Regions from separate parts of the Homo sapiens genome. Here all the other regions are linked to region 3. Evidence: read pairs that join two places in POLR2A ChIA-PET (ENCODE). Cell type or tissue: CD4-positive, alpha-beta T cell. All regions are shown on one strand.

Evidence for each region. ChIA-PET counts read pairs that join two places held together with the same protein. Peaks named below come from ENCODE experiments on the same cell type or tissue, not always from the same donor. Only the 100,000 strongest peaks of a DNase experiment are listed, where the experiment ranks them.
Region 1: POLR2A ChIA-PET joins it to region 3 with 29 read pairs; 8 of 35 experiments call an interaction of 5 or more read pairs at or near these places.
Region 2: POLR2A ChIA-PET joins it to region 3 with 13 read pairs; 7 of 35 experiments call an interaction of 5 or more read pairs at or near these places.

The regions. Positions count from the first base shown.
Region 1 is chr5:1,382,694-1,390,693 of GRCh38, forward strand. No RefSeq gene overlaps it. Among named protein-coding and RNA genes, the nearest start is that of LINC01511, 6.6 kb to the left of the region's middle. RefSeq lists enhancers at 3,081-3,375, 3,432-4,000. In CD4-positive, alpha-beta T cell, no CTCF peak of the experiment used is centred here; DNase peaks (open chromatin) are centred at 3,248, 3,718 and 4,488; H3K4me3 peaks cover 1,760 bases; H3K27ac peaks cover 2,061 bases.
Region 2 is chr5:1,251,692-1,259,691 of GRCh38, forward strand. It overlaps TERT (telomerase reverse transcriptase), which reads right to left. Exons shown (of 16, transcript NM_198253.3): 13 at 6,907-6,968; 14 at 3,596-3,720; 15 at 2,677-2,814; 16 at 1,476-2,140. The coding sequence ends at 2,037. Among named protein-coding and RNA genes, the nearest start is that of SLC6A18, 30 kb to the left of the region's middle. RefSeq lists a promoter at 637-1,295. In CD4-positive, alpha-beta T cell, a CTCF peak has its summit at 3,468 (motif pointing right); a DNase peak (open chromatin) is centred at 3,480; H3K4me3 peaks cover 817 bases.
Region 3 is chr5:1,312,602-1,320,601 of GRCh38, forward strand. CLPTM1L (CLPTM1 like) reads right to left here. Exons shown (of 17, transcript NM_030782.5): 17 at 5,151-5,852. The coding sequence ends at 5,768. Among named protein-coding and RNA genes, the nearest start is that of MIR4457, 7.2 kb to the left of the region's middle. RefSeq lists enhancers at 427-496, 3,315-3,704, 3,995-4,144, 7,348-7,492 and a cis regulatory region at 7,420. In CD4-positive, alpha-beta T cell, no CTCF peak of the experiment used is centred here; DNase peaks (open chromatin) are centred at 580, 3,150 and 3,830; H3K4me3 peaks cover 2,463 bases; H3K27ac peaks cover 2,245 bases.

The DNA of each region.
Region 1 (8,000 bases), 70 kb after region 3:
ATGTCATAGTGAGTCTTGGCTGGGCGCAGTGGCTCACCTGTAATCCCAGCACTTTGGGAGGCTGAGGCGGGCAGATCACTTGAGGTCAGGAGTTTGAGACCAGCCGGGCCAACATGGTGAAACCCTCTCTCTATTAAAAATACAAAGCTACTCGGGAGGCTGAGGCAGAAGAATTGCTTGAACCTGGGAGGTGGAGGTTGCGGTGAGCCAAGATGGCGCCACTGCACTCCAGCTTGGGCAACAGAGTGAGACTCCATCTCAAAAACAAAAAAGAAAAACAAATAAAAATACAAAAATTAGCTGGGTGTGGTGGCGGGCGCCTGTAATCCCAGCTACTCGGGAGGCTGAGGCAGGAGAATCGCTTGATCCCAGGAGGTTGTAGTGAGCCAAGATGGCGACATTGCACTGTAGCCTGGGCGATGGGGTGAGACTCTGTCTCAAAACAAACAAATAAACACACACAGAAAACAGTGAATGTTTTTATTACAAATAATAAATGTTTGCTTTTACATACCACACCTCATTTCCCCAGGGGTTCCTGAGCACCCCCCCCCAACCCCCTGCTCACCCTCCTTCATTCTCTCCACAGTGTTTGAGGCATATTTTGTGCCAGGCCCCTCCCAGGGCTGCTAACAAGAAAATACAAAATAAAAATGGCAGAGAAGCGAGTGCCTCCCGCGTATGGCAATGCCAGCCATGAGCCAAACGGCTGAACAGAGTCCACATCTCCCTCCGGGTTTCCGGGGTCCCCTGCTCAGGCCTCACCAGTGCAGCGCGGACGTCAGACCGCTACCGTCTCACTCAAGGCTCCCGTGGGCCAGGGTCCACCTGGGTTCTGCTCCTTGGGATATTGGCAGGATCCCGGGCCCTGCTGCTGTGGACTCGGGACTTCACTTCCTTGCTGGTCAGAGGCTGCGTGAGCTTCCAGAGGCCACCTGCTGTTCGTGTCACCTGGGGCTCCCCGGCCCAGCCATGTGCTTCCTCAAAGCCACAGGGGAGGGCCAGGTTCCAAAGAAATGGGCATTGCAATCCTGTGTAACACAATCACATTCCTCCACTCCACTTTGCTGTGTTCTGTGGGTTAGAATATGGTTATCGCCGGGACACCAAACAAGGGTGTCACCAACAGGAGGTGGGGGGCCTTGGGAGTATGGCTACCACACAGGAGGAAACGACAGCTCCACTCCATCACTGAACCTGAGCTCAGCAGTGGCTTTGAGTGTCCTGGCAGCCACGCAGGAAAGGGACTCTGCTCAGAACACACATGCAGAAGCAGGACACACTCCTGCTCTCAAGCCCAGCGCTGAGCCCATCAGCGCTGAGCCCATCAGCGCTGAGCCCATCAGGGGCAGGTGTCCTGGGCCTCCGGTCTCAAGGGCATCATTTCTGTGCAGGCAACAGTCACTGGGCTGTCCTTTCACGCCCTTTGGACACACAGACAACACAAGTGGTTCCCAGAAGCCCTCTGTGTCCTGTCAGGTGGTGACAGGTGGGGGTGGCTGTCCTGTGTCCTCTCAAGTGGTGACAGGTGGGGGTGGCTGTCCCCTCTGTCCTCCGTGGTGGTGACAGGTGGGGGTGACTGTCCTGTATCCTGTCAGGTGGTGGCAGCTGCAGGTGGCTGTCCTCTGCATCATGACCCCACCTGTGTCATGGCAGGGCCAGGCTCATCTCCAGAAACCTCAGGTCAGTGATCCCTACGGATGCCTTTTTACATCATGTCAGAATCTGGAAAGTCTGTTTTATTTCATTATCTGAAATACTTTTAAGAGTGGTAACGGTAGCATTAGACTGATAGTTACATGGATCTGGGACATCTGTGGCACTGGTGCATAAACATCTGAGCCATTTCCATCATTTAACTTGTCCAATCCTTTCAACAGCCTTCTGTGCTGGGCGCGATGACTGCTCTCTGCACAGATGAGTAAACTGAGGCACAGGTGCCTGGACCCTTGCCAAAAAGTGAGGGAGCCAGAGATTCTAACCCAGGGCCCAGCCCTGAGTCTCACCCCTGCCCTCTCCCATCTGCCTGTCCCTCCACAACCCCGATGCCCGACCCTGGGTGGAGAAAGTACAGGGAGGGTCTGCAGCTGCCCAGCTGCAGTGTCCAGTGTCCTGGCGACAGGACCCGGAGCAAACCAGGCCTCGGCATGGGCACGGGATGAACTCAGGGCACCGGTGGGGTGTTGGCCGTTTCTGGGTAACAGACCTACAGGTGATGTCTTTTCCTCTTCTTTCTAAGCTTTAAAAATTACCATTGTGATTAATAGAACTTTTTAGAATTTTAGATACAGTTTCTCTGTGTGAACAAGGCTTAAAGGATATGAGAATGTTTCTGTAGCTTACAGGTCATAATACTATCTTTGAATACACAAATTGAAAAGCCACTTAAATATTAACCTTTGATTCTGAACCAGGATGAGCTTAACGATGGGGACCTGCAGGGCGTGGCCGGCTGGAGCCCATGGCCAGCAGCCATGGCTGAGGGCATACTTCAAAACGGTCATTTCTGTCCCACTAATACTGTGTAAATATGTATGCCATCCAATTTTTAACCAAATAAAATGTTCTGTCTGACGGGTCCCTTCATCTATATGACAAACAGTTTTAAGTAAAGAGGATCTCAGCTTGCAGAATAAGTAAAATTGTTTAAATTCTAGATAAATGTGTTCAGTGCTTGATGGGCTAATGCTGGCTGGATTTGTGAAGGTCAGTCATATACATGAAAATTCTTCTGCATTCACCTTAGAAGAGCGATATTTTTAGGCGAACAGAGCTTGCGATATTTTCTTTCCGTGCCACCTGCCCGCTTGGTGTCTGGCCCTGCGTCCTCAGAGGACCATGGTGGGCTGGTGTTCTTGGAGAGGAGGCCTCTCCAGGGCCACCAAGAGGGGGCTGTGGCCCAGGCTGAGCTCTTCTAGTGGCATGAGGGACACGCTTTATTCATGTGAGCGTTGTGAGGTGGGAAGGGAGGCCAGCCAGGGGAAGGGTAGAAGAATGCCTGTTGCTTGGGTCGGAGGCTCGATGGACTTTCACTGCTGGACATAGTGTGAACATGGGAGACGCAGGTTCAGCGATCACGTTTCACTTTCCCATTCCCCGGACCTCAAACTCAGGCCTGTGTAACTAAAGGTTCTGTGCTGCCAGGCTGGGCGTTTCCCCCAGGGAAGGCACGAGAGAGCGAATGCAGGGCCGGCCGCGGGGCCTGGGGACTGTGCCGCTCAGCACCACCCACAGGGCGTTCCTTGGGGCGTGGCCTGGGCCGGGGCGGTAGGATCCCTTGGACAGGGCCGTGTCTGGCTCACAGGAAGCTGCCCTCATGGAACGGGGTGCAGTGGGGTGTTCGTGGTCCTGCTGCCGTTGGCTGGGCGCAGCCATCCCTGCCGGCTCCCCCGCGCCTGTGCCCCGGGCCCTACTGCACCTGCACGGGCGGGGCTCTGGGGCCGGCGCGGGGAGTGAGGCCGCCGGTCTCCTCTGCTGTGGTCGGTGTGGGGGCCGGCGGGGCGCAGAGCTGCTCACCCGGCTGACTCCCCCTTCTGCCCTGCTGGCCTCTGAGCCGGTTCTCTGGGGCCTCTGTGAGCGCCTTGTGCCCCCCACACCCGCCGTGAGTACCGTGTCTCTCTGCTCAGCCAGGTGGGCGCCTCTGCTGCTGCTGTTGCCACCGAGTGACTGACTGACGCAGCGACGCAGCCACCGACACCCAAACACTGGAGCGTTTTACCCAAATGTAAAAGTCTAAACTTCCGGCTTCTCGAACAAAAGAAAACAAAGGAAAACGTCAGACGCCCCGTTGACGCCGGGCGCGCGTGGCCGCGGCCGAGCCGCTCTTCAAAGCCGGCAGCGTCTGGTCTGGCCTGGCTCCGCCAGCTGCCCGCAGGTCCTGTCCTCGTGGCTTTCTGCCCTGTCCTCCCTGGCCGGCTGCACTGGCTTCTGTGACGCTCGCTCCTTGCTGCGCAAGTGCAGGTGCAGCACCTTAAAGGCTGAGTGCGTCCCACACAGCGGGGCTGGAGCTCGGCACCTTCAGTCCACCCCAAACACCGCCCTCCCGCTGTGCACGGCCACTGCTGCCCCTCCTGCACCCCGACACATGGGGAGCTGGTCTGAGCCTGCCCCACCTGCTCTCCTGTGATCTCCCCTCTGCCACCCCCATCTCGCGCTCCATACCCCTTCCTCAGACCTCCTTGCCTGGGGCTGCTCTCCCCAACTCAGCAGAGCAGGGCTGGCCAGTACTAAGGACAGGGGCGACCACTGGTCCCCAGAAATCCTGAATCCAGGAAACCCCTCAGTCCGGGGCAGACCGGGATGGCCGACCACCCTGACTAGGGGAGGGCCGTCAGAAGTCTTTGACCCTGATCTAAGTTCTCTCTGCTTTGCTGAGTCTCTTTCTGTCTCTCTCCTCCTCTCCCTGTCTGAATGTCTGCCTGCCTCTCTCCCACACACATCTGAGACACAGGTCTCACAGAACCGCCCTTGCCCTTCTGTCTGTCTGTCTGCCTGCCTCTCTCTCACACACACACCTGAGACACAGGTCTCACAGAACCGCCCTTGGCCCTCTCTGCCAGGAGGGTGGTTCTCGGAGGTTCCCATCCTCTGTGGGGATGCTGACAGCTGTGGGTCATGGCTGGTGCCGCGGTTCTCACTCTTGGCTGCAGAGAGCAGCTGGGGGCTGCAGGTCAGGCCACACCTAGCTCCCCATGGCCCTGGTTCACTTAAGTGACAGGCTGGGGTGAGGGGAGGAGGAGGCCAGGGTGTGACCGTCGGTTCCATTTCTGCTTTCCCCCAGCTCCCCAAGTCAGGCACCGGCACAGTGGCAGTTGGTTTGTGGGACACCCATCTGTCAGTAGGGCATGAGTATCCTTGGCTCTGTCCTGCTGAATCATGGGTCCTGGCTGTGGCGCCAGGGCCAGCTGTGTTTGTGATCTGGTGCATCCTCAGGAGAAGGAGAGCAGGCGAGGCGCCAGGGAATGTAGGATTTGCTGATGAATTGTGTTTCAAAAAAGGTGGCTTTTTTTCTGTTGTCAGACTTCAGGAAACAGGTAGAGGCTGTGACCTTTGGGCCAGTCAAATGAATCTACAGAGATTAAAGGAGGATTGTGGAGTGAAAACCAAAAAAAGCCAAACATAGAGGAATCCGTTTACCCTTTCAGCCACGTATTTCGCTGTTGCCGAACCTTTATTAAAATGCTTCTCTCAAAGGAAAAATTGTATAGTTTTTTCAGGCTTCAAAAACCCAGGCCATGTGTCTAAAGGTCACTTGACGAACAGCACAAATCCCATGGTAAAGGGCAGGGTGCGGAGGGGTGAGCCTCCCATCCAGCACCAAAGCGGGCTCTGAGGGCTTATCCCTCCCAGGGAGTCCAGCACCAAAGCGGGCTCTGCGGGCTCATCCCTCCCAGGGAGCTTGGGTTCTGCACAAACAGTGTCAGAAGAAAAGACTTCTTCAGACATTTTGAAATTAACATTTCATTTGTATTAAACAGCCCAACCCTCCTTGGAGAGCAAGTACTAAATACAGCATCCACACAGTCAGCCCTGTAGGGGAATTTGAGATTGGACCAGAATGGCAGACTTGTACATGTCATCCAGGACCTTCCACCCATCCATCTGCACATCTATCTATCCCTCCACCTACCCATCCACTCATCCATTCCTCCATCCATCTATCCATCCACCCATGCTTCCATGCATCCATCCATCCACACATCCATCTGTCCATCCACCCAAGCATCCATCCATCCATGCATCCATCTATCCATCCATTCATCCGTTCATCCATCTATCTATCCATCCCTCCAACCGTCCATAACCTACCCACACATCCATTCACCCATCTACCCATCCATCCATCCATCCATTCATCCATCCACAAATCCACTTGTCCATCCATCCATCCATCCATAACCTACTCACTCCCCACATCAACCCATCCACCCACACACCACCTATTCATTCATCCATCCATCACATACCCACCCACCCGTCTATCCATCCATCCATCATCAACCCATCCACTCACCTACCCATTCATCTATCCACCCATCCATGCATCTATTCATCCAGCCATCATCTGCCTGCCCATCCATCTAACTATCCATATATCCATCCACCCAACCGTAATCAACCATCCATCCACCCAGCCATCTACACACCCCCTTTCCCTCTCACCCTCCCTCCCTATCTCCCTTTCTTCTTTCTTTTGTCCATCAATACATCCATTCATTTACTCATCCATCTATCCAACTATCCACTCATCCATTTATTCATCCAACCATCCACCACTCATCCATTAACCCACCTGTGCATTCATCAATCTATTTATCCCTTTCTCTCTCTCTCACCCTTTTCTCTCTCTCCTTTCATCCATCCCTCCCTTCTTCTGTCCATCCATCCAGCCTTCCATCTATCCATTCATCCCTTATCTATCCACCCATTTATCCATCCACCCGCCCCTTCACCCACCCATTCATTCATCCATCTGTAAACATATTAAATGCCACTGCCTTCCATGTACCAGGCCTGTTCAAAACACTGGCAGAAGCGAGTGAGACTAACTCAGTTCCTGCTGGGACAAGAGACAATGGGCCATCTGCCTTCAACAGAACACCTGCTAGGGAAGACCTGGGGAGAATGGGGGTTTCAAGGAACACTGGCCAAGGGCCAGAACCCAGAAGCTGGAGTGGGAACAGACTTTCAGTGGTGATGTCTATGGGAAGCTGACATGGCATAGGAGCTAGTGGGTTAAGGTTGGAAAGTTCATGGTGAGAACAGAAAGAAGGTAGTTCCAGATGAGGGAACAAGAGGAAGTACAGGATGGGAAGGAGAGTGAAGCCTGGGAAGGCATCCCAAGGGCCGGGAATGTCTCAGGTACCCAAAGGCCCAGGCAGGATGGACCTGCTTTCTCTAATGCCCTGGGGACGCCCACCACAAACGGGGCACTTGAAACAACAGAAGTTTATGGTCTCACCGCTCTGGAGGCCAGAAGTTTGAAGTCACAGTGTTGCCAGGGTTGGTTCCTGCTGGAGGCTCTGGGGCAGCATCTGTTCCATGTGTGTGTCTCCAGCCCCTGGTGATGGCTGGCAGCCCTCTGTGAGTCTTGGTTTGCAGGTGCATCTCTTGATGTCTGCCTCCGTAGTCACACAGAGGTCCTGTCCTGGTCTCTGTTTCACTGTGTCTCTTTTCCCCTTCCCAGGACACCAGTGGTGTTGGATTCAGGGTCTCAGTGTCTCTCCTCTCCTCTTATAGAGTCCCTGTCATATTGGATTTAGGGCCCACCCTACTCAGGTATGACCTCGTCTTATCTAATCGCATCTGCAACAACCTTATTTTCACATAAGGAGTCAGGACTTCAGCCTTCTCAGGGGATACAGTTCGACCTTTCCCACCGCCCCACCAGCCAGTGCCGCAGCTCACGGGCCCTTCCTGCCGTGAGCGTCCACTCAGTGCTGGCCTTTCTGCTGCTCCCAGTCTCGGCTTTTATGGCCACTGCACACGCCTCTCCATGTGTCTCTGTCAGGCACACAGAGAGAACTGTGGGGCTTGTGATTGTCTCCCTTAGGCTGGAATCCTGCAGACTCTTGAGTGGAGATTGTTGTGCTCCTGAATCACTGGGACTCACAGGAGAAAACCAGGAGAGAGCGGGAAACAGGCCAAGGGAAGGGAGAGGCCGGAGCAGACATGGTTTCAGGTGGGGTCCAGTGGTCCTAACGGGGACTCTGGACATATATCAGACTGCAGGTCAGGATGGGGGCTTTGACCTCAAGGTGGTCAGGGTCTGGCCCTGGGCCACCCTGGCACAGGCTTCAATCCCAGGGGCCCCTGGACGAGGGCCCAGCTGCCCAAGGCAGGCCCTGGGGGCTCCAGGTGTGAGCTGTTAGGGCGGCAACTGCAGCGGGGGTGGTGGCCACCCCCAAGGGTAAGGGGCATCCTATGTGACAATGGGGAGGGTAGGAGCAGCAGTAAGGCTGCAGGCAGGTTCAGCCCTTGTCGTTTTCCTGCCATGGAGT
Region 2 (8,000 bases), 61 kb before region 3:
GAGCAGCGGCCTCTGCTCCTGGGAGTCCCCGCCCTGTTCTGTCCAACCTCCCACTGAGGTCGTCCGCCCACGGCGCCCGGGGCCGCTCCCTTCCAGTTTGCAGGGCAAAGGCGCCCCCAGGCCGGCTGCCAAGAGCCCCTCCTTCCTCACAGCTCCTATACGGGGGCTCCAGGCACCAGAGTGCATTTACGACACAGTCTGTGGACTTGGGCCCACCATAAACACATTAGGCTCGGTCACTCAGACATTCTCTGAAGCAGCAGCAATAAATGACGCCATATCCAGTGGCCATAAGCCCCCACCCCGACACCAGGCACGTCCGGGCTGCACTCAAACCAGAAGCCCTGTCCAAGGTGCACTCAGTAGGACCCGGCCATACCATAAGGCCCCACCAGGGACCTGCTGGAAGGCTCTGGAGCCACTCACGCAGGGCCCTCGGTTTCGTGTGGCCCAAGCCAACTTCTGAGGAGGGGCTGTTTCTTCACCCCAAGACTGCGTCCCTCTGAGCCGCCCCTCCTGTTCTCTGCAATCCTTCCAGTTCCTTCTGCCTGAGGAAGGACGTATGTCCAGCTCCACTGCGAGCCTGGCACCCGCCCTGGGAGGTAAGTCTGGATGAGACTAGGAGATAAGAGGATAAGAGATGAGACTGGGAGATGGTAAGAGGATGACAGATGAGACTGGGAGATAAGAGGAAGACAGATGAGACTGGGAGATGATAAGAGGATGAGAGATGAGACTGGGAGATGATAAGAGGATGAGAGAGCATCACCAGCCCCACCCTGAAGCCTCCTGTGTCCACACCCTCCACTGCCCCACCCTACCCACCCTTCAGAGATCAGAATCCTGGTCTACTCTTAAGAGAATGGCCAGAGGCGGAATGTGACTTTCAACCTGAGTTGGGGCGTTCAGGAGGAGGAATCCTGGATTTTATACAGGATGGTGTCATGCCCCTGCCCCCCACCTCCATGAAAGCTGATGGCCCAGAGGATGTGCACCAGGGAAGCACATCCGGATCCACGGCTGCAGGTGGGAGGCAGGGGAGGAGGGGGCCCAGCCAGGCTTCCCCATCTTCCCCGCCACCCAGACCAGCCCCCCCCATCACCCCTGCCACCCCAGCTGGGGCCCCCATCATCCCTGCCACCCTGGCCAGGCCCTCCATCATCCCCGCCGCCCAAGCTGGGCCCCCAGCATCCCTGCTGCCCTTCGGGCCTGGACTTACTGTTATGTCTTCCAGGGTGGGGGCTCCCACTGTCTATCCCCTACCCTCCTTCCCCTCCTGCCTCACAGCATCAGAAACCTCCCAGGCCCAGCCAGGCCATGGGCCCGCACTGACCACAACCCCATTCACTCATAGACTTCCGTAAATGCACAGCCAGGCCATGGGCCCGCACTGACCACCACCCCGTTCACTCACAGGCTTCTGTAATTGCATACAGTGGTGTCTATGCAGTGCACATTAGGATTCAAACATGAGATTTTTTTCAAAACTGAAAAACTCATATATTCAGTATTTTACTCCCACAGCACCTCCCCCCAATTTGACCCACAGGGACCCCCATCCAGGTGCAGGGTCCTCGCCTGTGTACAGGGCACACCTTTGGTCACTCCAAATTCCCAGAGCTCCCAGGGTCCTTCTCAGGGTCTCCACCTGGATGGTGGGGGTGGAAGGCAAAGGAGGGCAGGGCGAGGGGTGAACAATGGCGAATCTGGGGATGGACTATTCCTATGTGGGGAGTGGAAGCCGGGCTCCTGGTGAGGAAAAGCTGGCCCTGGGGTGGAGCCGAGCGCCAGCCTGTGGGGAAGTGAAGACGGCAGGTGTGCTGGACACTCAGCCCTTGGCTGGACACTCGCTCAGGCCTCAGCCGGACACTCAGCCTTCAGCCGGACATGCAGGCCTCGGCCAAACACTCACTCAGGCCTCAGACTCCCAGCGGTGCGGGCCTGGGTGTGGGCCGCCCCTCCCTCCCTGGGACGTAGAGCCCGGCGTGACAGGGCTGCTGGTGTCTGCTCTCGGCCTGGCTGTGGGCGGGTGGCCATCAGTCCAGGATGGTCTTGAAGTCTGAGGGCAGTGCCGGGTTGGCTGCGGCCTCCAGGGCAGTCAGCGTCGTCCCCGGGAGCTTCCGACTCAGCTGCGTCTGGGCTGCGGGGCCAAAATCAGACTCCGTTCCAGAAGAGGCCAGAGGTGGCATCCTCCAACCCTCCTAGGACGTGTGGGTGGCCGGGCAGGCAGGGCCTGCACCTCGTGGCCCTGGCTGGTGGGAACCTCAGTGAAGGGACAGACACCCCTCCACCGGGGCGAGCAGACAGGCAGCCCAGTGACGCTGGAGCGGCGGGGCGGGGAGAGAACTTGCTCAGGACCCCAGGAGCTCAGGGCAGCAGCCAGGGAAGAGGCTGTGAGAGGACACAGGTCAGGGGTCAGAAGGCTCCCAAGCGTGGGGAGCCATCGCCCCTGAGATGGGAAGCAGGGGTTCAAGAAGTTGTGGACCCTGCCAGGCTCCGTGGCCTGGGGACACCAGCGTTTAATCACATAGGGCTGCCAGCGTGGCTCCAGGCCCCCAGGGTCAGGCCCGGGGGCGTCTGCACTTCAGCAGCATCTGAGGCTGCTCGCCCCACACAGGGCGTTCAAGGATGACCCCTGGGCAGGTGGGGCCCGCACTGGCCTCCACCCACACTTGCCTGTCCTGAGTGACCCCAGGAGTGGCACGTAGGTGACACGGTGTCGAGTCAGCTTGAGCAGGAATGCTTGGTGGCACAGCCACTGCACGGCCTCGGAGGGCAGAGGGCCGGCGGCGCCCTTGGCCCCCAGCGACATCCCTGGGGGAAAACAGAGGCTGAGGAGTCACAGGCCCAGCCCAGCTCCCCTCCCAGGAGACACCGGAAAGCTGCCCACACCCGACGGTCTGCGGGGTGGCTCCATCTCTGGCTGTCCCGACCCAAGCACCGCAGGAGTCACGACAGAAATGTTTTCTTCGGCTTCTCCAGGTGAAATTTCCACAACACAGAAAGAACAGAAAGTAGAAGCTGTTAAGCTCAGGACCGCAGGTTCGACATGGCTTGAATTTCAGACGGATCAGAAACCTCCCTGATGCTGGACAAAGTGTCCAGGGGCAGAGGACGGTGACTGGGAAGCAGAGGACGGCGCGGGGCTCTGTCGTGGTGATACGCGGCCTCTGCTCCTGAGAGGGGTGGGGTAGCCTGGGCCTGGCCTCCTCCTAAGCCCTTGGCCTGGGTTTGCACAAGGGCCCTAAGTGCCATGGACGGGAGACAGCCCAATCCCACCACAGGGCAAACAGGAGAGGCCAGGCCCCCCAAATCCCACCATGGGGCAAACAGGAGAGACCAGGCCCCCCAGCGCTTCCCCAGGCAGAGCAAGGTGGGAAGGATGGCAGCTCCCAGACAGCTCCTGTCCCTTCCATCAGGTGCTCTGCTCACCCCACGAGAGGGCGGGCAGACGAGCCTGACAGTGGTTGGGTTAAACCACTTCCTGATGCGAAAAGGGGTAAGAACTTCCTAAGCCCAGATTCACTCAGTCTCCTGACACACTAACACCAGCAGGCAGGCACTGCTGCCACTGAGGCCAGGCACCTGCACATACCTGCGTTCTTGGCTTTCAGGATGGAGTAGCAGAGGGAGGCCGTGTCAGAGATGACGCGCAGGAAAAATGTGGGGTTCTTCCAAACTTGCTGATGAAATGGGAGCTGCAGCACACATGCGTGAAACCTGAGAGGATGGCGGACAGCGTCAGAGGAAAGGCCTCCTAATCAGACGGTGCTCGTGGGTGTGGGCATGGGCCCACCGGTGCCTGTGTGCGTGCATGAATGCACATGCATGGGTTTCCTCATGGGCACAGGTGCACACACACGGATGCATGCATGCATGTCTGTGTGTGTGCTTGTGTGTGCGAGTAGCTGCGTGTCTGTGTGTGCACAGGTACACTGCGTTTCTGTGCACCATCTGTATGAACACGCATGTGGAGGCTGAAGCAGCTCCATCCTGGATGCCAGCCCCCCATGCTGGCTTCTGATTAGCCCCTGTTCCGGGAAGGCCTCTAAGGTTTCCAGTTTATCCATTGTTCCTTGTGTACCAGCAGGTACTTATCATGAATCCTGCCCTTCGTCAGACAACCTTGATGTCATCGTATATCAACGTCCTGCGCATCCCTTCTGAGCCACCCGCCCCTGTGGTGCATAAACCCTGGGTCTGGGGTGATGGTGTGAGGACCCATCATCTCATCTCACTGACACCGAGACACCGACTTGGCTTCTGTGTGTAGGTTAAGTTCCTACTAAATGTTTCTTTCCAAGAAACTGCATTTGTCAGTCTTCTTTGTTGTTGTTGAGATGGGCTCTCACTCTGTCACCCAGGCTGCAGTACAGTGGTGCAATCTCAGCTCACTGCAGCTTCCACCTCCTGGGCTCAAGTGATCCTCCCACTTCAGCCTCCCAAGTATTGGAACTACAGGCGCACACCACCATGCTCAGCTAATTTTTGTTTTTATTTTTCATAGAGATGGGGTTCTACTATGTTGCTCAGGCTGGTCTTAAACTCCTGGGCTCAAGGGATCCTCTCGCCTCGGCCTCCCAAAGTGCTGGGACTACAGGTGTGAGCCACCGCGCCAGCCCTGTCAGCCTCCATCTTTGGCCTCTCAGCTTCCTGGGACTTTGGGGCAGGTGTGCACAGACCTGGCTACCATGAAACAGCACATGTGCACATGTGCTCATATGTGCGTGTGATCAGAGCCCCCGTGTACCTGGTCTGACCCTCTGCCTGAGCCCCCCGTGTACCTCATCTCACCCAGTGCCTGAGCCCCCCATGTACCTGGCCTCACCCACTGCCTGAGCCCCCCGTGTACCTCATCTCACCCACTGCCTGAGCCCCCCATGTACCTGGTCTCACTGACTTCCTGAGCCACTTCTGGAATGACCTGAGATCACACCAGTCAAGCCAGCACCCCGGTTTCAGCCTCTCAGTAACTCTGCTGAGGTGGGATGTCTTTTCCCCATTTAGCAACAACGGAAGCCAGGCCCAGAATGTTTTTAAACAAATAAATAAGCCTAAGGTCCCGGGGTTGCCACACGGCCACGCTCCTGACCCAGGAGGGAAACACCTAGCATGGGTGAGGGGCTCTCTTCCAAAGGGAGAAATAGCCACCTGCTAGAGGTCGGGGCGTCCACCCCAAGCCCGTGTGGAGGCGCGGCCAGCACGGGCCAGGAAGGCCGAGCCCCAGCGGATTTGAATCAGACCCCGCCCCCAGCGCCACGTGGACCACCACAGCCTCGCCCACTGCAGCCTGGCTGCCGTGAAATCGGGGCCCAGCTCTCCGTTCTCCCACTCCTGCCTCGAGGGAAGGGGATTCCTGGGCCTTCCACGTGCCTGACTCTGTGTTTGGAAACGGCCCGTGGCCCATCGCATCTCGGCCTCCTCAGGGCTACCCAATCAAGCGACTACCCAAGGGTCCCCACATGGGTGGGGAAACTCAGCCGCCCTGCCCTGAGCCCAGGCCCTCTACGGGAGCTCCTCGGAGCTAGAGACCCTGGTGGGGAAATGAGGACAAGACTGAGCTGAATATGGGAGGAGCAGGTGGCAGGTCACATGGCCCTGGGAGTTTCCCAGGAGTTTTCACCTGGGAAAACTCCTCTGACCTCATCATGGCCCAAGGAGGCCCCAAGCACGCCAGCTGGACCCTGGGGTCAACCACAGTGTCAGACACCTCCAGTCCTCAGTGGCACCTGTATCCAGCACACCCCAAGGGTTTCCGGAAAGGAGTCAAGCAGCTTGCACGAGGGCCCAGGCACGCGTCAGGGAGATGCAAACGAGGGAAGATTTGAGGCAGAGAGAGAAGGCAGAGAGGAGGGCGGTCTGAGCCGGACGCACCCTGGAACTGAGACAGCCTGGTCCCAAGCCTCTGGAGCTGGTGCAAAGGCGGTAACATGCAGCTGTGGCTCTGCCCTCCCTGCCAGAGCATGAAGGCGCAAGCACTCGGGTTAAAAACCATTTTCATGGTACGACCTTGTAATGGAAAACTCTCCCGTGAGCCCTTGCTGGGTTTCCACGATAGACGACGACCTCATTTCACATCAAGTGTGCACGGTAATTCGCGCAGCCTCGGCCCTGGGTAACACAAATGCTCACACTCCTTCTCAGCCCTCATGGGGCGAGGGCTTCGGCCTCCTGGCATTCAGCTCCCAGTGGCTCGGGAGGCCTGTTGAGGTGGAGGCCCGGGCCTGTGGTGCCCGACTGCCCTTTGGTACAGCCCCGAGGCTTGTGCCACCACCTGCCCTGACTCCAGGCAGAAGCTGGCCCTGTGGCCTCCACAGATTGGCCCTTCCCTCTGTGATAAAGTTGTCGATTCTTGGCAGGGGCACCCCCTGACCAGCCAGGACAGGGAACGTTCCAGGAGCACAGCCATGCCCAGAGCACAGGTGCTGGCCGGGCTGTGTGGGGAGCCACAGCTCTGCTGCACCTTCCCGGGGGTGGGGCCAGCGACCCTCACCTGCACCCACCTCGGCCCTCTTTGCTGAGACCCCAAATCCTCCGGGCATCTGATCTCCCATCTACTGTTCAGACACCTTCCCAGCCTCCTCTGCTAAGACTCCCCATAAACATCTCTTTACCCCATGCCCCTGCTGCCCTGGGATGGCCTCCATGACGTCCCACGGCCAGTGCACAGGCACAGTGGGGACACCTGGGGCCACACCGGCTCCTACCACTACCCAGAGATGGAGAACAGGTGCTTTGCACAGAGCCACGCGAACAGAACTGTGCACAGGCAGCAGCACCACTGAAAACGTAAGACATTCCTTGCCCCTAAAACCCAGGAGTTCCAAGGTGAAGCCCCGGGTCAGAGGTGAGCAGAGCGCGGAGGGTCCCTGGAGGCTGGGCCTGCACCCCTTGGTGGCGGCTCACCTGTACGCCTGCAGCAGGAGGATCTTGTAGATGTTGGTGCACACCGTCTGGAGGCTGTTCACCTAGAGTCGCCAAGAAAGAGTGAGAAACGGTAGAAACCTCTCTGGGATTTTAAGTTTTTACTTTTTGCTTTATCATCCATTCAGATGGAACAAGAAAGAGGAACATTTTGACAAGAAACTATCCCTCTTCCCAGTGAAATCCGGCCTGGCCCTCACCCGGCAGCTGCGAACCACCCTGGGCGAGTCAAGACTCTGTGTCATCTGCCTGCCCCCGAGGCTCGGCCAAGACAGGAAGGAACCAGGAGAGGGAGTGGACGCAAATGCCCACAGAGAGGGGAGGTGGACGCAGATGCCCACAGAGAGGGGGAGTGGACGCGGATGCCCACAGGAGAGAGGGAGTGGAGTGGATGTAAATGCCCACAGGAGAGGGGGAGTGGACACAGACGCCCACAGGAGAGAGGGAATGGAGTGGATGTAAATGCCCACAGGAGAGGGGGAGTGGACACGGACGCCCACAGGAGAGAGGGAGTGGATGCAGATGCCCACAGGAGAGGGAGTGGACGCGGATGCCCACAGGAGAGGGGGAGTGGAGTGGATGCAGATGCACACAGGAGAGGGAGTGGACGTGGATGCCCACAGGAGATGGAGTGGATGCAGATGCCCACAGGAGAGGGAGTGGACGCGGATGCCCACAGGAGAGGGAGTGGACGCAGATGCCCACAGGAGAGGGAGTGGACATGGACGCCCACAGGAGAGAGGGAGCAGACGCAGATGCCCACAGGAGAGGGAGTGGATGCGGACGCCCACAGGAGGGGGGAGTGGACACGGACGCCCACAGGAGAGAGGGAGCGGACGCAGATGCCCACAGGAGAGGGAGTGGACGCGGACGCCCACAGGAGGGGGGAGTGGACACGGACGCCCACAGGAGAGAGGGAGCAGACGCAGATGCCCACAGGAGAGGGAGTGGACGCAGATGCCCACAGGAGAGGGAGTGGACATGGATGCCCACAGGAGAGGGGGAGTGGACACGGATGCCCACAGGAGAGAGGGAGTGGACGCAGATGCCCACAGGAGAGGGGGAGTGGACACGGA
Region 3 (8,000 bases):
GCTGGGCATGGTGGCTCAGGCCTGTAATCCCAGCAATTTGGGGAGCTGAGGTGGACAGATCAATTGAGGTCAGGAGTTCAAGACCACCCTGGCCAATATGGTGAAACCGCCTCTACTAAAAATACAAAAATTAGCCAGGTGTGCCTGTAGTCCCAGCTACTCAGGAGGCTGAGGTGGGAGGATCGCCTGTGCCCAGGGAGGTTGAGACTGCAGTGAGCTGAGATTGCACCACTGCACTCCAGCCTGGACAACAGAGTTAGACCTTGTCTTGAAAAAAAAAAAAAAGACAGTTGTCATTTTAGGTCAAACGGACAAATTCTTTAAACAAAATATAATAAAACATCAAGGGGAAATAGAAAATCTGCATGGTATTATTATCACAGAAGTTACAAAAATTAAAACAGTAGTGAAAAAAATATCCCACAAAGGAAACCGCAGACTTAGGCGGTTTCATCAGTTGCATCCACAAATGCCTTAGGGGATGATTTTAGACAACAGACAGGAGGAAATGGTCTCAGCCTCACCGTCCGTGGCCACGGCAGCTTCAGTGAGCCAGCCCTGCACAATCAGCTCTGCAAGGTGTGATTGGAGGGAACAGGAAACAGAAAACACAAAGAGAAGCCACCCAGAGGGTTGGTGAGGATACAAAGGGTTTTCAACGCCGCTAGTCAGCAGGGAAATGCACATTTAAACCGCGAAAAGGCTCCACTACACACCCACCAGAGTGGCTAAAATTAGACAGCAGCATTGTGTGCTGGAGAAGGGGTGATGCCATGGGGCTCACATGCCACAGTGCACAGCCAGAGTGGCACAGACCCCTTAGAACACGGGTGACATGTACTGGAGCTCAGCACACATGCACCACAACAGCCATGTCCCCCCTGGGTCTGTGCCCAAAGGCAGGCACAGCCACGTGCATGATTTGATCCGTAACGGCCCCGGTTCGTGCCATGGAATGCCACATGGAAGAAAGTCACAATGAGCACCGCTTGCGACAACACAGATGGACGCCAGACAGAGCCCAGCCCGAGAACCTGGGTACCAGAGCTCCCAGCATGACTGTTCATGTGTGGGACTTGGACCCGGTGACCCATGGGCTGGGTTCACCCGCCTGGTTTCCACTGAGAGGGCCCCGTGGGGCCGGGGTCTGTCTGTAGCCTGACTCGGGTGCTTGGTGCTGGAGTCTGGAAGCATGCAGGGCTTGTTGAGCTGCACGGGGTGCATCTGCCATGACACTGTGTGGAAATTGTATAGCAACAAGTTTTTTAAAAGTGCCTGCCGGCCTGGTGCAGCAACTCATGCCTGTAATCCCAGCACGTTGGGAGGCCAAGGCGGGCAGATCACGTGAGGTCAGGAGTTCAATACCAGCCTGGCAACATAGTGAAACCCCATCTCTACTAAAAATACAAAAATGAGCCGGGCGTGGTGGCAGATGTCTGTAACCCCAGCTACTCGAGAGGCTGAGGCAGGAGAATCGCTTGAACCCGGGTGGCAGAGGTTGCAGTGCCAGCCTGGGTGACAGAACGAGACTCCGTCTCAAAAAAAAAAAAAAAAAAAAAGTGTCTGCCTCTCAGTGCACCAGCTGAGTCCAGCCAGCAGGACAGAAGCCACTGGGACATCACACTGAAGGTTCAACAAGGGAAATGGCAGGATGAGGGGGAGGTGGGCATGTCCCCCCAGACATCCCGGTTCAGCCCCAGAACCGCGGATGTGATCCCACGTGCCAGAGTGGACTCGGTGGCCACCATCACACTTGGATCTTGGATGGGAGATGATGCTGGGTAATCGTCTGGGACTGATGTAACCACAGAGGGTCGGGGTGAGAATCAGGGATATGACCACGGAGGCAAAGGTTAGGGTGAGGCGAAGAAGGCCACAAGCCCGGGAATGCAAGGAGCACAGCTCTCGAGGTGGAGAGCACGAGGAACGGAGCACCTGGAGCCCCTGGAGGGCAGGGCCTGCCCACACCCCAGTGGCCGCGCAGGGAGGTCTGGTCTGGACTCCTGGCCTCCAGAACCATCAGAGAACAAATATGCTGCTTGAAGCATGAAAGCTGTGGGGATGGTGGCCGTGGCTGGGGGACACTCAGGCGGTGGCTTTTCTGGGACCAGTGTCTCTGCAGAGGCTGCTGCTCTGAAAGCATGGTGGGCCACAGGGCGCCACACCCCCTTGGGTCCTGTGCCTGCTTCAGGAAAGGGGTAAGCAGTGTGGTATACGCCAAGACCTCCTCCTGGTTTCCCTCCTCCGCATGGATCACTCCTCGAACACAGCCCCTGCTTCGTCAGGGTTCCGTAGCCTCACCTATCGCAGGCTGCACCCCATCCTTCCTCCAGACCCCTGGCCTGTGGGGCTTACCGGGGCCGAGGCCAACAGACTGATCTCGTTGCCAAAGACCCAACAGCCACCAAACTGGCTTCAACAGGGCTATGTGTGGCAGGTACTTCACAGGGGGACGTGTTCTCATTTTCCTTGGCTTTCTAATAAACTCTGGTCTAAAGAAAATCTCTTCTATAAAATGAGTGGCCAGTGCCAAGGGGTAGAGACAGAAGCTCCTTCTGGACACTGGCTGCTCCAGTAGAGCCCATCCTGCCCAGGTACGGAGCCCACCAGCTGCGATCAGGACACTGCAGTTCCACCGTGGGGGACCCCGGGCCCTCACCTTGTCAGTCCTCTGTTTCAGCTTCGAGGGCTTTGACACAGTCTAAAATCCACAGGTACTTAGCGCATTTCTAAGTCCCACCTCATGATCAATCATAAGACAGGGCTTTGATGGTATGCAGAAATATCAATGAAATCCAAGAGGAAAACAGAACTAAACTCATCGGGATGAATGACAGATAAACCCTTTAAGCATGTTTCAAGTCGCCCAGGTGGAGCCTCTGTTGGTCAGTGAAGCTTCAGGGTTCCCATGAGATGGATCTGCATGAGGCTCAGTCCTCTCTTGAAACACTGCCCATTTGCAGGAGCGCCGGCCCACAGGGCAGAAGTCAGACTGTCAGAGCAAGTGCCGGTCCTGAAGCTGGAAGGACTTTCAAGGCTCATTCCCCAAACTCATTTTTTTTTAAACCTCTGCTCATCTTAAAGAAAGGAGAGGCAGGCGCCCCAGAAACCTCTCAGGAGTAACTGACACACGTGACTTGCGGTGTCTTCAAAGGAACACTCTGCAACTTGCTACTGTTTAAACAGAGCAAGACTAACAGTCACCAGCAGCTGGTTCACGCATTAAGGCCCTTTGCAGGTGAAAGAAAACGGCACTGGAGGGCCGACTGCAGAAGCAGACGCAGTGCACGGTGGACATCTGCCCCTTTTGGGGGCCTGCCACGGTGCTTCCTGAAAACTCAGGTTAAGCTGACTCTGCTGTCAGGCTGATGAGGCGCCTGCACCCACCTTTGCTCAGCACGCCAGCCCAAATGGAAGAGCAGGTGCTATGACAAAAATCAGTTCTTGTAGCAACTATTTTTGATACTGAAACTGAAAAGCGAGAGCAGCAAAGCTATCCACGGAGCTCCTGACAGTTAGGCCCGGCTTTGGCTGCTGATGCAGGGGCCGAATGACGCTATTTCTGCAGCAGCCGGCCGCAGGCGCTGACCCACCGCGGGATGTGCCCCAGGAGGCAGAAGAAACGCTGGGAACCGCACCTAACCTTGCCAGCATCCCCCAGGCAAAGCCAGGCACTTTGAGTTCATCGGTGGAGTTGGGCGATACTCCTTTCCCGTTTGTGTGCTTAGCTGCTGCCAACAGGATGTGCTGGGTGAAGCCTTACAGAACACAGCCAGTTGTGTTTTATAAAGCAAGGCTCCCCTCCCCCAAAGACAAATAAAACCACAGGTGTGGAAGGGACACCCTCCACCGCACCCCGCCCTAGTAATCTGACACCGCAGGCAAAGGCACGGCCTGTGTGGGTAAGATCCATTGTAAACGTTTAAAACTTCCTGTTCCCTGATGCCTCAACTTCCCCGCAGACCGACGCACCTGTGATGGGCAGGGCCGTGTGACCTCGTGACCTTCACATACACCAATGAAGACCCTCACGCCTTCTGCTGTCTTTCCCCCACTGCTGACTTGCCTGCGGGCCCCCACTATCTGCCCTGCCTCTGGAGCCGCCTCCCGTGTGCCCCCCCAGGCCCCTTAAGGTGCTGTGCGTCCCATCTGGAACCGGCAGTTCACCCGCTCTCCCAGCCACCCTTCCAGACCCCACTTACAACACACGACTAAGTAACACAGTACAGGCCGTGTATTCGTATTTGTTTTCCTGTGCCAACTCATCTGGTATCTTCGTATTTTAATGAATAAAACTGAAAGATGACAACTTGAAGCCCCAGTGCATTCCTCTCAAATCGAGTGAAGTTTACAACACCTTAATTATAAAAGATTTATCTGATCCAGAAGAAAGCAGAGTGTACAGAAACTTCACTGTCATCTGCGAATGGACTGAGAGCATCTGGATTTGGTTCTCAGCCTGAATGAGCATCCTGGAATGGTGTGTCTCGTCCATTTACGTGGAGACACATGGAACAGGCCTGCAGGCTTGGGGCTCTGAGCAGGGCTCCCAAAGCCCCTCAGCTGCAAGGAAGCCAGGCCCATGAGAGGGGAGCCTGTTCCAGAAACACAAGAGGATGAAAGCTGTTATTGGCAAAGGAGACTTAGAGCAAGGAAATGACCAGGAATAAAAAAAGATTATATATTTAGAGGCCAGGTGTGGTGGCTCATGCCTGTACTCCCAGCACTTCAAAAGGCCAAGGCGGGTGATCACTTGAGATCAGGAGTTCGAGACCAGCCTGGACAACATGGCAAAACCACATCTCTACTAAAAATATTAATACAAAAAAGCTGGATGTGGTGGTGCACACTTGTAGTCGCAGCTACTCAGGAGGCTGAGGCAAGAAGATTGTGTGAACATGGGAGGTGGAGGCTGCTGTGAGCTGAGAACAACAAACCCCACAAAAACTAACTTCAACAAACATTAAACTTCACTACACACCGAGTCCAGCAGTTCTCCACCCATCTTTCTATTCCATTTCTCTCTCTCTGCCTCAACCTAGGGCAAGATAAGCTTGACCTGATGGGTCATGGCTCTGTACAATAGTTTAGTCTTAAACAACTAAGATGCTACGTATCTAAGAACACTCATGACTCAAAGGCTTGCAAAGGGCTCTTTAAATTTGCTCTTTTAATGCATAAATAAATCCATATCATGTATTACTTTCTGGAAAAGGGTTAAACTCAAATATCCGAAATACTTTCATTATACCAGGTCAAGAAAAATGCCACAGCCAGAAAAATTTATTTTAAAATAGAAACATACATTAAGCTTTAAAACAACCAACTCTCAAACAAAAGAGGAAAGAGCCTTTGATCCCAGAGTCCATGCGGAATGAATTCCATACGTGTTTGAAATTCACATAAGGAGCACTTAGAAAACCACCTGAAATGGAAATCCAACAGCCCCCTTGCCTGTGAGGGCTCCCACCCCTGCCCGCGTGAGGACATGGCCGAACCCCGGACACTCGTGTGCCGGGAGCCACCACAGCTCAAGGTGACCGGCAGCACCCAGCTCTGTGACCAAGACAGATGTTCACACGTGGGGGCATCGTAAGCGCTACCAGCTCCAAATCTGACGTGATGGGAACTTGGGAGATGTCTGAGAAATGTCCGAAGGGATTTTGGCAACACAGAAAACGCAATGTCTAGGAATTCCTCCAAATGCTTCCAAAAATACTCATTGACAATTCAAGTTGCACTTGGCTGGCGGCAGCCCGGGCGGCCTTCAGTCCGTGTGGGGCGCCCGCGTGGCCTTCTCCTCGTAGGACTCCCCAAACTCGTTCACTCTGCGTTTATCCACAGGATAAAGCCTGCAATGACACAAATGAGCACATCAGCAAACCCCACTGCAGGGGCTATTTTTCTAAGAGGAGGACTTGGCATCCTCGATTTATTTTCCAGTGAGCTGCCACAGTGAGCAAATTAACTAAAAAGTCGAATCCTCAGAAGTTTTACTGCCGAGGGCTGAGGAGGGATTTCTGAGTTGTGTTTTGTTCTGCATGGCCAGGCCAGCGTGCTGCTCTCAAGGAAAGGGAAGCTTGGCCGAAGGGACGACCCGGAGGCTGCACGGGCTGCCATGGCTGAAGGGGGGACCCGGAGGCTGCACGGGCTGCCTTCTGGGAACGGTGGCATCACGGAGACTCGAGTGATCAGAACAGGAACCGCTGTGTTCAGGGACCACGTCTCATCAGCTGTGAACACTTGGCAGGACACTGCCGCCGCCTTTGATCCTGAGCGCCCCGGAGGCCTTGCCAACATCACCCCTACGTATGGATGAGGAAGCTGTGGCATAAGGGGCAGCTCTACACGGCCGCGAACAGAAGTACAGGGTTTCAGCTTAAAAACAGACCTGCTGCCCACCAAGGGCCCTGTGATCCTGGCCAAACACCGTTTGCAGGTCTGGAGCCATTAACACAGAGCCTGAGTACAGCACAGTTTCAGGCACGCCCCGGGCCACCTGCGAGGACTTGGGAGCCACTTGAAGGGCTCACAGTTGAGACAACCACACCAGGCGCAGCAGCGTCCGGGGCTCCGTGGCTTGGACAACCTCAGGCTCTGCAGGGGGCAGGCGGCCAGCTGGGGGATCTGAGAATGGTGAACGGGGGACAGGAACCAAGCCCCGTGTGAGTGTGAGTGTTGCTTATGGTGAAATAGCCCTTCCCGCTGACACAAGCTGGAGCTCCCGTGCAGGGGCTGCACGAGACAGCAACAGGGTGGGGGGGGGCAGCCGGCGGCCAGGCCTGGAGAGCTGGGCAAGGGCGGCCATGAGCCACTGTGTGGATGTGCCAACTGCACCCGAACAAAGAGTTAAACCAGGCAGAACCATGCCAGCCTCATGCTGGCTGGGACAGAGGCTCTGAACACCTGGCGAGGTTGAGTGTGGAGACAGGGCGGGGACGGGAGCACTGCGCTCCCCAAGGGCCGGCACCCCGGACCTAGGCAGGACCCGCCAGGACGGCCTGGGGGAAGAGGATCCCTCTCCTGCACTAGTAGGATGGCCCCAGGCCCTGAGGGAAGGGCACAGGGAAGTGTCACAGCCGTGGTGTGTGAGGTGGCCTCCTGGTCGGGGGAGGGAGATGGGAAAAGGGACCTTGAGGGCCAGAGAAAGGACACAGCCAGGAGGCTCTGAGACACTTGGCAGCAGGTCTTGGGGGTGACACACACTCCTTCGACCCCTGGACAAGGCCCTGGGGCCGGCACTGGAGGTGAGGGCAGTGCTTGCAGTGGTCCAGATGCAACCCTCCCGAGGGGAGCCCCAGATCCCTGGCTCCTACCCTGGCACAGCAGAGCTGGAGGGAGGTTTTGCTGACTGAGAGGGCAGATGTCAGCCCTGGAGGGAAGCGGGAGGCCCAGGGTGGGGCCTGAGCCTCTGCATTTGGAAAATTCCGAGGCCCGGGGTGGGGCCTGAACCTCTGCCTTTAGAAAATTCCACAAAGCCTTTTCCTCAGCCGTCAGCCTTCAACCTGAAGGCCAAGCTGAGAGGTCCACGCAATGCAGTCTTCAGAGGCCCTGGTGGCTGGTTTAAGGGGTGCGGCCAATGCTGAGGTGAGTGAGCTCCCCAGTGACATTGTGCCCTGCAGGTCCACACTGCTGGCTGGACACTTCGAGGCTAGCGCCAAGTATGGATTAGCCATGCTACGGTCTCTGTTCTGCTCAATAGCAATGACTGTGAATAGGTAAATAAATCGCTTAAGGAGAGACATTTGCTTTCAGTGGCTCATCAATAATTCACATAGAAACGAGCATTTCTAAAGCACAGTGAGGAGACAGAGCTGGAACAGTTTCTTGCCAGGACATATCATGGGCAACTGGAACCCAAGTTTAGGCAAGACAGGAAAAACCACCACCTGCAAATTATCTTTTCCCTCAAATGGATAAACAGGCGCAGGGTGCGGTGAAAGCCGTCATTCCGTTCAGCAGCAGCCACGCCGCTGAGACGGAGCAACGGCCGAGCATAC